3 separate regions of the Homo sapiens genome follow, and all the other regions are linked to region 2. A link is a contact called in ENCODE Hi-C or POLR2A ChIA-PET data. All regions are on one chromosome and are shown on one strand. The core of a region is the stretch at or near the end of the contact, and the rest is flanking DNA. Distances in the headings are between cores, read along the strand shown.

What was found. Hi-C counts contacts between places; a loop is a spot of excess contacts on that map. ChIA-PET counts read pairs that join two places held with the same protein, here RNA polymerase II (POLR2A). Pooled maps may share reads with other maps.
Region 1: a map of naive thymus-derived CD4-positive, alpha-beta T cell shows a loop between it and region 2 (7-fold over the local background). The contact joins the promoter of ZFYVE28 here to the promoter of TMEM175 in region 2. A Hi-C loop is called at or near these places in 1 of 168 maps with a recorded cell type or tissue (naive thymus-derived CD4-positive, alpha-beta T cell), 1 of 37 single-sample maps with no recorded cell type and 8 of 50 pooled maps.
Region 3: a pooled map shows a loop between it and region 2 (5-fold over the local background). The contact joins the promoter of TNIP2 here to the promoter of TMEM175 in region 2. A Hi-C loop is called at or near these places in 4 of 50 pooled maps. POLR2A ChIA-PET finds 5 or more read pairs at or near these places in 2 of 52 experiments (GM12878 and naive thymus-derived CD4-positive, alpha-beta T cell).

The regions. Positions count from the first base shown.
Region 1 is chr4:2,416,319-2,420,551 of GRCh38, reverse strand. It overlaps ZFYVE28 (zinc finger FYVE-type containing 28), which reads left to right and starts at 1,907. Exons shown (of 13, transcript NM_020972.3): 1 at 1,907-2,267. The coding sequence starts at 2,229. It overlaps CFAP99 (cilia and flagella associated protein 99), which reads right to left and starts at 1,597. Exons shown (of 16, transcript NM_001193282.4): 1 at 1,459-1,597. RefSeq lists silencers at 1,383-1,432, 1,673-1,902, 2,023-2,182 and enhancers at 3,188-3,746, 3,747-4,233.
Region 2 is chr4:930,088-934,675 of GRCh38, reverse strand. TMEM175 (transmembrane protein 175) reads right to left here and starts at 2,216. Exons shown (of 11, transcript NM_032326.4): 1 at 2,136-2,216. GAK (cyclin G associated kinase) reads left to right here and starts at 2,360. Exons shown (of 28, transcript NM_005255.4): 1 at 2,360-2,633. The coding sequence starts at 2,489. RefSeq lists an enhancer at 1,775-2,094 and a silencer at 2,255-2,574.
Region 3 is chr4:2,755,037-2,759,698 of GRCh38, reverse strand. TNIP2 (TNFAIP3 interacting protein 2) reads left to right here and starts at 3,363. Exons shown (of 6, transcript NM_024309.4): 1 at 3,363-3,685. The coding sequence starts at 3,410. RefSeq lists silencers at 2,901-3,040, 3,221-3,740, 3,761-3,820.

The DNA of each region.
Region 1 (4,233 bases), core at 658-3,157, 1.5 Mb before region 2:
CAACTGCTCCAGGCCTTGGAGTTGGCCAAGGATAGACCCACAGAGAACAGCCATTCACTCAGTGGACAAGCCCATCAAGTGTCTACCCCAAGATCCTGTGCTGAAGAAATGATGGCTTTGGGAGCAGCAGGTTTTATGGGGGAAGACTGAGAGTGTGGTTTGGGACACGTTAAATTTGAGAGGATCTGTTAGGCGTCCAAATGGTGAAGAACAGGTAAACAGGTCTGGAGTTTCAGGGTTGAGGCTAGAGATATAGGTTTTGAGAAGTTTGGGAGAAAATGGTTGTTTATAAAACCATGTAACTGTAGGAAATCCCCCAGGGAGGGAGTGGATAGAGTAGGTTCCAAGGACTGAGTCCAGGGTCTCCAGTGTTGAGAGGTCGGTGAGCAGGGGAGGCATCCAGCCAAGGAGATCAAGCAGGAGTGGCCAGGAGCGAGGAGGAGAAGTGGACAGTGGGATCTGTTTCAGCCAAGTGAGGATGCTGTGTCACGGAGAGGGCACAGTCGGCTGGGTCACGTGGTAGTGACAGTTCAAGGAAGAGATGAGCGCTGACCCCGATCATCGGATTTTGCAACATCAAGGTCAAGGATGACTTTGATAAAGAGCTTCAGAGGAGTGGTTGGGTGAAAATCTGATGGGAGTAGTTTCCAGAAAGAACAAGTGGGAAGGAATTGGAGATAAGGGGAAACTCCAGAGGGGTTTTGCCCTTCAGAGGGTCGACTGGGTGGTAGGAAGAGGAGAGTAGGGAAAATCAATCAGTTACTCAAAAATAAACATGGACCCTACCCCCAACTAAGAGAAATCTTAGATGCCAGCGCGCCTAGGCTCACATCGCGTCTGTTGGAATAAAGTGGTCATGGAGCCCACGGACCTTTCTGAGCACCTGGCACTGGCCAGTGAGGACAAGCAGGAACAGGTCAGACTTCTCAATTCTGAACCGAGGGGGGCATGACTTCCATCTCCTGTGTCTTACATCTGCACGTTTCACAACAAGCCAGAGACGTGGTGGTGGTGCGGCAGGGAAAAGTGCAGCGCTGTGGGGTCAGGCCGACCCAGATCCGCCGTGATCTGGATGCAACCCCCACAGCCAGGGCACGCCGGCCTCGTTGTGCCTGCTTCTCTGGCTGTCAATGGGAAGTTTAAGTGAGGCCACGTGTGGGTTTTTAGCTCTCTGCTTGACACATAGCAGGTACTCAGATTGAGGTGAGCGTTTTAAGGTACAAATTAGGGCACCACTGGGGGGAGTAGCGAGGGCGGAAGAGTATCTTTTTAGAACGCACCGCTGATAGTGGTGATTTAAAAAAAAAAAAAGAGGCACCGTTCACTTTCATCGGGGAGCTGGGAAGAAGACAGAAGAGGTGTTTGGGAGAAGCAAGATGAGCAGCGAGCGAGAGGGAACCGGCCGGCAGGTCATGAAAATCGGCGGCGCGTCGCCCCGCACCTGTCCCGCCCCCGTACCTGGCGGGCGCTCGGGGCAGCCGAGCCCTCCTGCCGCCGCCACCTGCCACCGCAGCAGTTTCCTGGGCCAGCTGGGGCTAAGGTGTTGGCAGTCGTCGTCCGTCAGCTCCCGGTAGGCAGGACGCCGCGGCTGTTTGGCGTCGTCACCTAGCAACCGGCGGCACGCTCCGCCGCCATCGGGTGGACTACAACTCCCACAATACACAGCGCCGCGGCGCGGCCCGGGACGCCAAGCCCTGGGCGCCACCTCCCCGCCATGCCTTTCGGGACTTGTAGTTTCTTGGATACCCGGGCGCGGCGGGTCGCCCCGCCGGCAGGGAGCGCGCCTCGGGCGGGGTGCGGCGCCCGCGCAGGGATTGGGCCGCCTCCGCCCCGCCCGCCCCGCCCGCAGCGCGCGGTGGGCCCGGGGCTCGCGGCGCCCTAGGCGCATGTGCGGCGCGGGGCGGCCGTGACCAGCGGAGCGCTGGGTGTCAGTGAGCAGCGAGGAGCCGCGCGCCCCCGTGCCCGCGTCTGTCCGTGCGCCCGAGCGCCCACTCCCGGGTCTGAGGTCTGCCCGGCGCGCCGCTTGCAGAGCATACTCAGGGCCGCGCACCTGCCCCGCGCACCTGCCCGCCGCCCGCTCGGCGCTCCGGGCTTCGCTAGCCAGCCTCCCTGCGACAGCGCGGGGGCTCCGGCCGTGCCTCCGCGTCCGCCCCGCGCCTCAGCCGGGCCCGGGCGCAGCGCTGCGGAGGGCGAGGGCCGCCCGGAGTCCGGCCAGGGCCGGCGCGGCGATGATGAACAGGTTCCGAAAGTGGCTCTACAAACCCAAGGTGAGCGGCCCCGCTCGGGCCGGACGCCCCCCGCGTCGCGGCCTCTCCCTTCCCCAGGACCGCCCGTCCGCCCTACAAGACGGACTCCCTTTCCCTGTCCGTGGCCGGCCTCTTCCCCCACCGCCGACATCCTTCCCTCCACTCCAAGACTTGGACAGATCTTCATCGCCCTGTCTCTGAGGCGGATCCGAACCTCCCTCCCGGCTTCCTAAGCCCGGGTCCAGGACTGACCCTCCTGCTCCTCCTCTCGGGCCGGGGCGCACTTTCCCTCCCCCTCTATCCAGGGCCACAACGGGCCCCTCTCCCTCCTCATCCCGGTCCTGGACGGTGCCCTCCTACACTTCGTGGTCCCCAGCCCGCGGGCCCGGAGCAGACCCCCTACTACTTCTCCGTCTCCCCTCCCTGCACCAGGAATGCCCCCTCATTCCCGTCCTGCCCCCACCCCCATTGTCCTGGGCCCGGAATAGATCTCCCTCCGCACTCCAGAACAGACCCTCTCCCCACTTCCCCAGGTTCTGAGAGAACCCACATTTCCCAATCCCTGGGTCCAGGGCAGACCCGTCCTTCCATGTCCAGAGAGGATCCTGATGGCCCTGCCAACGGCCTCCCTTCCCGAACCAGGACTGACCCACACCTCGGCCCAGTTCGCGTCCCCTCCCTTGTCCCTATCCTTGTCCCTTCCCCACCCACGTCCTCTGGAATCCGGGACAGGTCCTCCGCCCGGCCCTTGGGGCGAGCGCGCCCGTGGCCAGCAGCCTCGGCGGGGCGGGAGGTGCGGCTCTCCAGCCGGCGCCCGCGCCTCTCCTAGCGCCGCGGGGTCGGGGTCCGGGCGGCGCGCCCCGTGCCTCAGCGGCTGCGCCAGTCGCACTGCGGGCGCTGCGTCCCCGCCGCCCGCCTGGGGCTCGTGCCCGCTGCAGCCGGAGCAGGGCCGGGCGCGCTCGGCGCGGGATGAAGGCGCGGCGGTGTTCAGGATCCCGGCGCAGGGTCCAGGGCGCATCTGGGCGTCCGAGGGTGGCACCCTGGGGCCGGCGCAGCGGGGAGGCCCGGGCCCTGAGATCTTGGGGGAGGTCACGGCTCGGGTGGGGTCACCGCGGCGACCAAGGGCGGGAGTGGGGCCAGCGCTTCGTCCGGGCAGCTCGGACGTCCGAGGCCACCGCGTTGCCGACCTACCCCTCCTCCCTCCACTGGCCGCCTTTCTCCGTCCAGCGTCCCAGGCCTCCGCCTCCACCGTGGGTGAGCTGTCACGGCAGAGGTTTCCTGAAATCCGTGCCTCGCGTGCGCCCATTCCAGGAAGGCGGGAGGTGGGTTTGGAAGATCGGCACGGAGGTTTGAGGGCTCACTCAGGGCCCCGAAGGGCGCGTGCTTCACGGCCTTTGAGGTCGGGGAATTCTGTTTGTCGTTGCCGGAGTGTTGGGTTGAGGGCTTACGGTACATGGGGCGCCCCTTGCTCGGCCTTGGCTTGATTGGGAGGGGACTCGGGGGGATTCAGGGTTCCTGTGGCGTCACTCCCTGCTCCCAACCTCCCTGTCCCTAGCAGCGACTTCTTAAGGGTTCGTCCCGAGCCTTGCGTTTCCTGGCGCTGGGTGTGGTTTGGGGCCGAGCCGTCTGCGCCCAGCCTCTCCTCCTGCGGCGCCTTCGAGCCCCTCTCGGTCCTGCCTGCTGCCCCCATGTGCCTCTGCCGGGGTAGGGCGGTGGCCTCCGCTCTGGATAGCTGTATGAATGGTGTTTGGTTCCAGTGACTTTTCCTCACCAGTTACTGAAAACCAAGTCTGCTTGTAAAACGGCGTTTTGGGGGCGTGCAGCAGCATTATTTTCTGTGACAAATGGCGGGAGGCAGCTGGAGAAATGTGTCTTAGGTCTTAACTAACATTCTGGTGTCGCTGAAGGCACTTGCTGGGACACTAGGGGATGCCCCTCCGGACGTGGCTGTGGAAGAGGCCGCATTTGGGGGATCACCCTTCTAATC
Region 2 (4,588 bases), core at 967-3,466:
AATACTACATCACCCTTGTAGCTCCCTGGAGCTAAGGGTGCCGAATTTGTTGGCCTGAAGTTGTTCATATTCTCTTCCACAGACAAACATTTTGAGTTATCTCCACTTGCCATCTCTACCTCATCATCTCTTCATCCCTCTACGGTAATATGTAGCTTCCACCTCATTACTCCAATGAAGCTATTCTTGGTGAGGTCACCAATGATCCCTTGTGAATAAATCCAACACATATCTTCCATTTCTTTTTCTACTTGACTTTTAAGTGGCATTCGACACTCTTAGCTGCACTCTCTGCCCCGAACATCCTCGTTCCTTGGCTCTGTTACGACACTCTCTTGGTTTTCTTCCTCCTTCACTGACTGCTCTTTCTCCACAAACTGTCTATTCTCTGAAGATTCTAACCTCTTTATGTCTAGTACACCATCTCTGTTGGTCCTCTCTTCAGCTCCTAGAGCCAACTGCCACCTCTATGCTGAGGATGCCCAGATATCTGTCTCTAGCAGGGATTCTTTCCTGAGCTCTCTATCCTTCTATTCCACAGTCGACCAGACAAACGCACTGGCTGGAAAAGCCATGACTTGCGTTGAATTGCAGTTGTATCACTTGTTGGCCCTGGCCGAATAATGGCATTGTTGAGCATATTTTCTCATCCCAAAATAAAGGGGGTTAATTATACTGTGCTTTCTTCACAAAGATGTTTTCACTACAATGAACTATTACAGAAAAGGGTGTTGTAAGCAATAAATCAGTGCCTAAACTAAGCTATTGCTACTGTTATTTTTGTTATATATATTTTTAAAGATGTCATTTGGCTTCATGCAATACTTCATTCCATAACATAGATAAGTGTTCCAACGAGCTGAGGCTATTATCTTTTAATGATAAAGATAACAGATGTTAGCTTCTGGGACGGCTAAGAGGCTGATGTGAGCTTTAGAATCCATTTTTGAGTTGGAGAACAAATAACTCTGTTGAAGGGGTTGCAACCTTAAATGACTATAGGAACCAGGCAGGTAACATACATGAGCCCATCTGGTCAGGCAAATGACTGTGTCTTACCTCAAGGGACCACTCTAGGTAATTGGTAACACACATCATTTTGGGTCCAATATTGACAGGTTTGATTTTTCCACAGAAGCTGGAAAACTAGGTTTTTAACATTTAGGCCTTTCAATTATTATTATTATTATTATTTATTTTTTGAGGCGGAGTCTCAGGCTAGGGTACAGTGGCGCCCGCCTCCCGGGTTCAAGCGATTCTCCTGCCTCAGCCTCCCGAGTAGCTGGGATTACAGGCACCCGCCACCACGCTCGGCTAATTTTTGTATTTTTAGTAGAGACGGGGTTTCACCATGTTGACCAGGCTGGTCTGGAACTCCTGACCTCAGGTGATCCGCCTGCCTCGGCCTCCCAAAGCACTGGGATTACAGGTGTAAGCCACCGCGCCTGGCATCAGTCTTTAAATGATAGCAACTAATTCACCTCCTGCTACCCACTCCCAACCCCCAAATACTGTGTGGGCCAAAAACTAAAAATGCATTGTCTGTGAGCCATTTCCTTATTATCCTATAAGGAAAGTCACCATTTCATCTCCAAATAGTTGGGCATTACGAACCCTTCCAAGTGGTTCATGAGGATTTGCTTTTGCCTTGGAAAATGTCAGGGTGAGAACGAACCTTGAGGGTCACAGGGCAGTCTCTGCAGTGTTGTGGTTGCCCAGGACGAAGGTTTTTCTAGCCCACGGCTCCCACTACTGGTCACTGCCCCAGGCCAGACCCTGGCCCTCTCCTCGGAAGACAGAGCAATGCAGCAGCGTTTCCCCTGCAAACTGCCTGCCTGGCTGCTGGGAGGGGGCTGCCAACCTTACTCACTAAGCGTCACAGGAAACTCCGACCTCCATGAGACGAAAACCAAGTATTTACTGAAAGCTTAACGCACGCTAACTCCTTGCTCCTTAGCCAACTGAGAGAAAAATTCGCGAACCCATTCGCAAACGCGGCGCTAACAGCAAACGGGAGGCTGACTCCACCCAGAGGATGGCGAAGCGCTTAAACCGGAGACACCTGAGAAGGAGCCTCCCACAAAACAGACCATGTGGGGAACGGTACCGGGAGCTGGACTGGGGCGCTGAACTACCTGGGCGGGAATCGCCTCGGCGACTGTTCCGCGCGCCTCCGCTTGAGTCAGCCCGGCCGGGAGCTTGACAGCCGGAAGTTCATCGCAAGCCCGGCGACGCCGCGCACGCGCTGTCTCCGTCAGACCTCCGCGCCTGCGCGCGCAGCCAGGAAGTGAGGCCGCGGCGGAGGGGACGGGGCTAGGCCGGGTCGCCGCCTGACGCGACGCGTCCTCACGGGCGCCTACGTCACGGCGTCGAGGCGGAAGATGGTGCACCTCCGGGCCGGCGGTTGCTGAGCTGACCCGGACGGCGAGGGAGCGGGAGCCCGAGCCCGACCACTCCGGCTGCCGCGGGGTGCGGCGCAGCCACCGCCATGTCGCTGCTGCAGTCGGCGCTCGACTTCTTGGCGGGTCCAGGCTCCCTGGGCGGTGCTTCCGGCCGCGACCAGAGTGACTTCGTGGGGCAGACGGTGGAACTGGGCGAGCTGCGGCTGCGGGTGCGGCGGGTCCTGGCCGAAGGTGAGGCCCCGGGTCGGCAGCGCGGGTGCGGCCGCGGAGTGTTGTCTCCGGGACGCTGGGGGCAGCGTCAGCCCGGAGTGGAAGGGCGTGGGTTAGGGCTGGGGAGGGTCCCAGCGGGATCGTGGGTCAGGGTCGGCCAGGGGAGGGTCTCTGCCGAGGGCGTGGGTCAGGGCCAGGCGAAGGTCATAGCGCGGGCGTAGGTGAGTGCCTGCTGGCGGTGATTGCGGAGGGCGAGGCTGGGACCGGGTCGGGGTACTTTCTTGTCATAAGAGTAGGGTCAAGTCGGAGCAAGGCCTGGGGCTTGGGGAACCCCCTCAGGGTGGGTGGGGGAAGATGTTACGGTGAGGTGGGGGATGGTGGCAGGCAGGGAGCTTGGGTGGGGACCCACAGCGGAGACTGAGGGACGGTGCCTAGAAGGCCGACAGCTGGAGTCAGGAGGTGAGCGGTGCAGGAGGTGGGTTTAAGCCTTGGCCTTTTGCCGGACATCTGGGGTTATTGAGCAGGCAGGGACAGGACTGGACTTTGGAGGTTAGGGCTGGTTCTTCTACAGTCCAGGGAACTTGAGAGTTGGTGGGTGCACACGTGTTGCAGGTAGTTGCGGTTGTAGCCTGGGGGGTGGGGGGGTTGGCCGAGGGTAGACTGGGCTGTGTCTCGTGATCCCCCTTCGTCTTTCAACACCTCAGTGTTTCTCTTCCCGGTGAACATCTACTCGTGTGATTCCGTGTGTAGTACAGGAAGCAGAGCCAGTGGTTGTGACCTATATAGAACTTGCAGAGTGGACAGGTCACTCGGCTTAAGTCCTCTTGAGTCAGTCTTGAGTCAGTTTTGTCTCTGCATGCTATTTCTAGCTCCCTGGATGTCCTCTCCGTTCACACGGAATCGATCACCAGTGCCAGTGGGTCCCATTCTCTCTTGTGGATTTTCCTTACATTTTTTGTCCAGTGGTGCCTGGAGGTGTGTCATATTTCACTGGCTGTGAAGTTTATGGGCTAAACACAGTTGACTTGGGTGCGGAAGCGTAACTCTATTCTGCTGTATTGGCACAGGGAGAGGGAGTGAAGCGACACAAAAGCCCTCACCCTCACCAGCTCCCTGGTACCTCTCAGGGCTGGAGGGTTAGCCTGTCCAGGTGCCTGCTCTGTGACCAGACAGGAGACTATCCCAGAATTCTGATTATCACAAAAGGCCTGCGGAGACATTTTGACTGTAGCATTATCACACACTTTGTCTCCATTGTGGTCAAAACCAAACAGATTTTGGGTATGATTTGGTCAGAAAGTCTAAGCTCTTCTTTCAGAAGTGGGGGCTGAAGTGTGATATTCTTTCACATCAGTTGGAAGATTTCTCTCAGATCAAATCATTTATTCTGAAAATACTAGGTGGTTATCTTCATTCTTTAAGAAGTTTATTGTGGACAGGACTTGCTTTCTGGAACTTCAGACTTGTGCTCAAGGGGTGGAGAGACAGAGGCAGCACAGGGACAGATCCTTAGGGGTGGTACAGACAGTGTGAGCTTTGGGAAGGGGCCAAGCAGAAGATGGCACGGATCTTGGTGGGAGGGATGGAGAATGCACCCTCACTGGGGCCCGGAGAGGAAGATTCGTATAAAGAAAGAAGCTTGTGGGTCACTTAGCACCCAGGAAGAAGAACAAGGAAATGTGGGCAGCTGCTGAGGTTGTGCAAAAGAACTTGTTTCCCTTTGCTATCTAGGCAAGTCAGGAGATAAAAATAACCAATGCAATTAGGAGCTGTAGATTTCCTCCTTGTAAACTTAATAGGTGGCCTGCAGCCTCCTAAGTACTTTGAAGCCTCTTTGAACTGAAACAGAGTGTGAAAGCTGAATTAAGTATTTTATATAAACATACTTAATTAAGTTTTGTCTGAACAGCAACCTTAGAACATAGGCTATGGGAGTTTAGGCTGTCTTGTGTAAACATGGTGATGGCTGGTAATCT
Region 3 (4,662 bases), core at 2,114-4,613, 1.8 Mb before region 2:
ATACACATTTTCCCCTTCCTTTCCTTACACAAAATTTCCTTACGTTGCAATTATTCTTGTTTTGGAAAAGGATCTGTCTCCACTATTACAATGTCCACACATGAGTCCCCAGTGCCTGGCCCAGTACCTAAATTTGCATTGAAGGCAAGAGCATGCTGGGCACTTCCCATGTGACCTTACTGAATATTTACAACACCCTCTAAGACAAGTGTTCTTGGAGGTCTGGGATCCCTCATCCGCAATTCTGAAATCTAAAAAGCTCAGAAACCCAAAATAGTTTTCTTTCTTTCTTTTTTTTCTCAGAGACAGGGTCTCACTGTGTGGCCCAGGCTGGAGAGCAGTGGCACAATCACCATTTACTGCAGCCTCAAACCCCTGCCTCAAGCAATCCTATCTCAGCCTCCTGAGTATCTGGGACTACTGGCACACACCATCACACCCACCTAGTTTCTTTTAACTTTTTGTAGAGATGGGGTTTTGCTATGTTGCCCAGGCTGGGCTCCAACTTCTGGGCTCAAGAGATCCTCCTGCCTTGGCCTCCCTAAGTGCTGGGATTACAGGCATGAGCCACTGCACCTGGCCCCAAAATGTTTTTCTTAAAGGTGGTACAAAATCTGACTTCAACAGCTACAAGGCTTTTTCTGATCTTCATTCATCTCGCAGTCTGAATGGTCACCCTGTCTTTGCAGAAATTGTAATCTGTCTGGTTTTGTGGTGCTGTACCATGTCCCAGTGGGAGCACTAAGTCAGATTTTAGCTGTTCATTTTCCATTGCTGCAGAACAAACTATCCCAAATGTTAGTAGCTTAAAACAATAAGCATATATTATCTCATCCAGTTTCTGTGGTCAGGGACTCAGAGCAGTTTAGCTGGGCGGTCCTGGCCCGGGGTCTTCCATGGAGTCACAGTCAGTATGTCAGTGGGGGCTACTGTCTTCTGAAGGCTTGACTAGGGTCGGAGGATACAGTCCCAAAGTGGCTTCTTCACCACAGTGGGCAAGTGGGCGCCGGCTGCTGCCATGAAGCCTCAGTTCCTTGCCACATGGACCTCTTCACAGGGTTACTTGATGATAGGGTGGGTGGCTTCCCCCAGAGAGAATGCTCCGAAAGAGGGCAAGGCAGTAGCCGTGATGTCTTGTGGGAGCTAGCTGCAGAAGTCACACTCCATCATTTCTGCAGTACCCTCTTAGTTACCCAGGTCAGCCCTCTCCAGTGGATTGGAGGGGACTACACAGGAGCATGGATATTGGAAGGAGGGGATCCTCTTTGAAAGCTGGCTCCCCCAGTTATATGTACCTATTTGAAATCCAAAGATCCTCATTTCTAAAATACACATGGCGGCCTGGCGTGGTGGCTCACGCCTACAATCCCAGCACTTTGGGAGGCCGAGGCAGGCGGATCACTTGAGGCCGGGAGTTCGAGACCAGCCTGACCAATATGGTGAAACCCCGTCTCTACTAAAATACAAAAAATTAGCCAGGCGTGGTGGCGGGCGCCTGTAATCCCAGCTAATTGGGAGGCTGAGGTGGGAGAATCACTTGAACCTGGGAGGCGGAGGTTGCAATGAGCCAAAAATCACACCACTGCACTCCAGCCTGGGCGACAGATTGAGACTCCGTCTAAAATAAATCAATACGATACAGTACAGTACAATACAATACAATACACCACACCTGACCCCAAGGCTGTTGTTGGATGAGAGACTGTGGATTGTCACATGCACCTTTTACAGTTGAGGCAGAGGCTCAAGGTAGGTCACTGGAATGACGTGCCCCAGGCCACACATTAGCCTCTAACAGCTCTGGGTCCAGTTTTGTTTTTTCCACTCATGCCCCAGACAATCAATAGGCATTGTTTGTAACCATAGCCATGGGGACTGTAGGCTTGCTGTGCAGCAGCCACTGCACTGGACAAGCATTCCATGCACACTCCACCCTCTAGTCCCCACAACAGCCCAACCAGGTAGGGTGGGCACTCGCTCTGCCCTTCCTTCTGCTGAGAGGAAGCCCAGGCTCTGATGAGTAAGAAGGAGCCTTCCATAGCAAAGCCAGGCCTGTGTAGCCCAATGTCCGGGCCATAAGCACTTGGGTGGCTCTGGCTTTGCTTATAGGCTTGTCTGATTCTACAAGCTTGTGTTTTCCCAGGCTCAGCTCAGGCTTGGCTGTGGATCACATAAGGGAAGAAAGTCAAGAAGCTGCTCAGGGGCGGAGCCTGTGGGCAAGTGCACACACAGGGAAGACCCCTGCCCTATCCTGAGTAGGGAACCTTGGAAAGACCCCATGTGTGCTTGGGCATCATTGTGGGGAAGACTGGGCTGTGGAAAAACACTAGCGTTTGTCTGGGAATTTTGGGGAAGGAAAGGGATGGAAAAGCGAAAGGGTGGGAAGGGGCTGGTTTCCTGCTGCTTCTGCTATATAAGAACAGCATCTAGCAGGAAGGTTGTCCCGTGGGCCCATACTAGCCACCTTACAAAGCAGCGTCTGCAGTGGCTGACGCCTGTAATCCCAGCACTTTGGGAGGCTGAGGCCGGTGGATCTACCTGAGGTCAGGAGTTCAAGACCAGCCTGGCCAACATGGTGAAACACCATCTCTACTAATAATACCAAAAAATTAGCAGGGCATGGTGGCGGGCGCCTGTAATCCCAGCTACTCAGGAGGCTGAGGCAGGAGAATCGCTTGAAACTGGGAGGCGGAGGTTGTAGTGAGCCGAGATCGCGCCATTACACTCCAGCCTGGGCAACAGAGCGAAACTCCGTCTCAAAAAGAAGAAAAAAAAGGAAAGAAAAAAGAAAGCGGCGTGCGGGGCAGGGGGTTGGAGCTCTTTCTGGGCTCAGTGTCCCCAGGTGACGGAACACATGCCACGTGCTTGGTGCGCTGCGAGCTCAGCTCCTGGAGCTTCTGTTGCTGCTGTGGCCGCAAGGCCTGGACCCTCGCGGGGAGATTCAGACCCACACTTAGCTCCAGAGCTTGGGGGTTGTCGTTAAGCCCTTCCTTTCCATCAGAGGCTGATGAATCCCCAAACTCCTGGGCTGAGTTCGACTCTCCGACAACTCCTCAGAGGCGGATGTTTGGGGCCACTGGAATAAGCCCAGCACCAGCTGGGGTGTGGACAGCCTCGGGGGCCAGGCCAACTCTCCCGGACGGGTGCGGACGGCAGGGGCGGGGCCGGGCTGTAGGCGGTGGGAGGGGTGGGGCCGGGCGAGAAGGGGCTGGGCGGGCTGCCGTCGGGCGGGGCTGCGCGGGGAAGGGCGGGGCTGCGCGGGGGGCGGGGCTGCGTGGGGGAGGGCGGGGCCGGGCTGTTGTGGGTGGGCGGGGCGCACCGGGGAAAGTTCCGGGAAGGGCGGCAGCCGGCGGGGCCCGGGCGCGGAAGTTGCCGGCGGCCGCGCGGCCTCCCGGGCGGGCCTACAGCCATGTCCCGGGACCCGGGGTCGGGCGGCTGGGAGGAGGCCCCGCGCGCAGCTGCCGCGCTCTGCACCCTGTACCACGAGGCCGGACAGCGGCTGCGCCGCCTGCAGGACCAGCTCGCTGCCCGCGACGCCCTCATCGCTCGCCTCCGCGCCCGCCTGGCCGCGCTGGAGGGGGACGCCGCGCCGTCCCTAGTGGACGCGCTGCTGGAGCAGGTTGCGCGCTTCCGGGAGCAGCTGCGAAGGCAGGAGGGCGGCGCCGCCGAGGCCCAGATGCGCCAGGTACGAGGGCGGGTACCAGAGGAGCTGCGGGAGCGAGAGTGCGTGTGGCGGCCGCCGGGTCCTGGGTGGGTGAGCGAGCGGGCCCCGGGTCCTGAGGGGTTGAGGGGGTACTGGGTCCTGGGGTTGAGTTGGCCTCGGGTCCTGAGGGGTTGGGGGAGCACCAGGTCCTGGGAGTTGAGGGGGTGCCGGGTCCTGGGGGTGAGGGGGCCCCGGCTCCTGAGGGGTTGGGGGAGCATCAGGTCCTGGGGGTTGAGGGGGTGCCGGGTCCTGGGGTTGAGGGACACTAGGTCCTGGGGGTAAGGGGCCGTCGGGTCCTGGGGGTGATAGGGCAACAGCTTCTGGGGGGTGAGGGGACCCTGGGTCCTAGGGGAGAGAGGGGGACCAGGTCCTGAGTGGGATAAGGGGACACCACGGGCTGAGGTGTGCTGGGTCCTGGGGGGTTTGAGGCGTCACCAGGTGCTGGTGGAGGTGAGGGGGCTCTGGGTCCTGCGGGGTGAGGGTGCAAGGTTCTGAAGGGGATAAGCGAATGCTGGATCCTGGGGGGTTGGGAGGGCACTGGGTCCTGGGGGATGGTGAGGAGGCACTGGGTTCTGAGGAGGGGGGTTGGTGCAGTTCTTGGGTTCTGTGTGTGTGTGGTGTATGTTCAGGTGGGCTCTTAGGGGTATTTTGAGGTTCGTGTGTGGGAACACATTCCGAGGGGGGTGTGTGTATGCTGTGTGTATTCTGTGTGTATTGTGTAGTGTGTATGTTCCGGTTGGTTCTTAGGGGTGTTTTGAGGTGTGTGTGCGGGAGACACATTCTGAGGGGTGTGTATGGTGTGTGTGTGTACGCACACATGTGTGTCTTGGGTCCAAGGTCGTGTACTCATATTGTGTTCTAGAGTCCCTTCCAGCCCTCACCCATGCATGTGTCTTTCACTAGTGGCGCTTCAACTCTATGCTGGGAGCAATGGCAAATGCAGCCCGTGTCTGATAAAG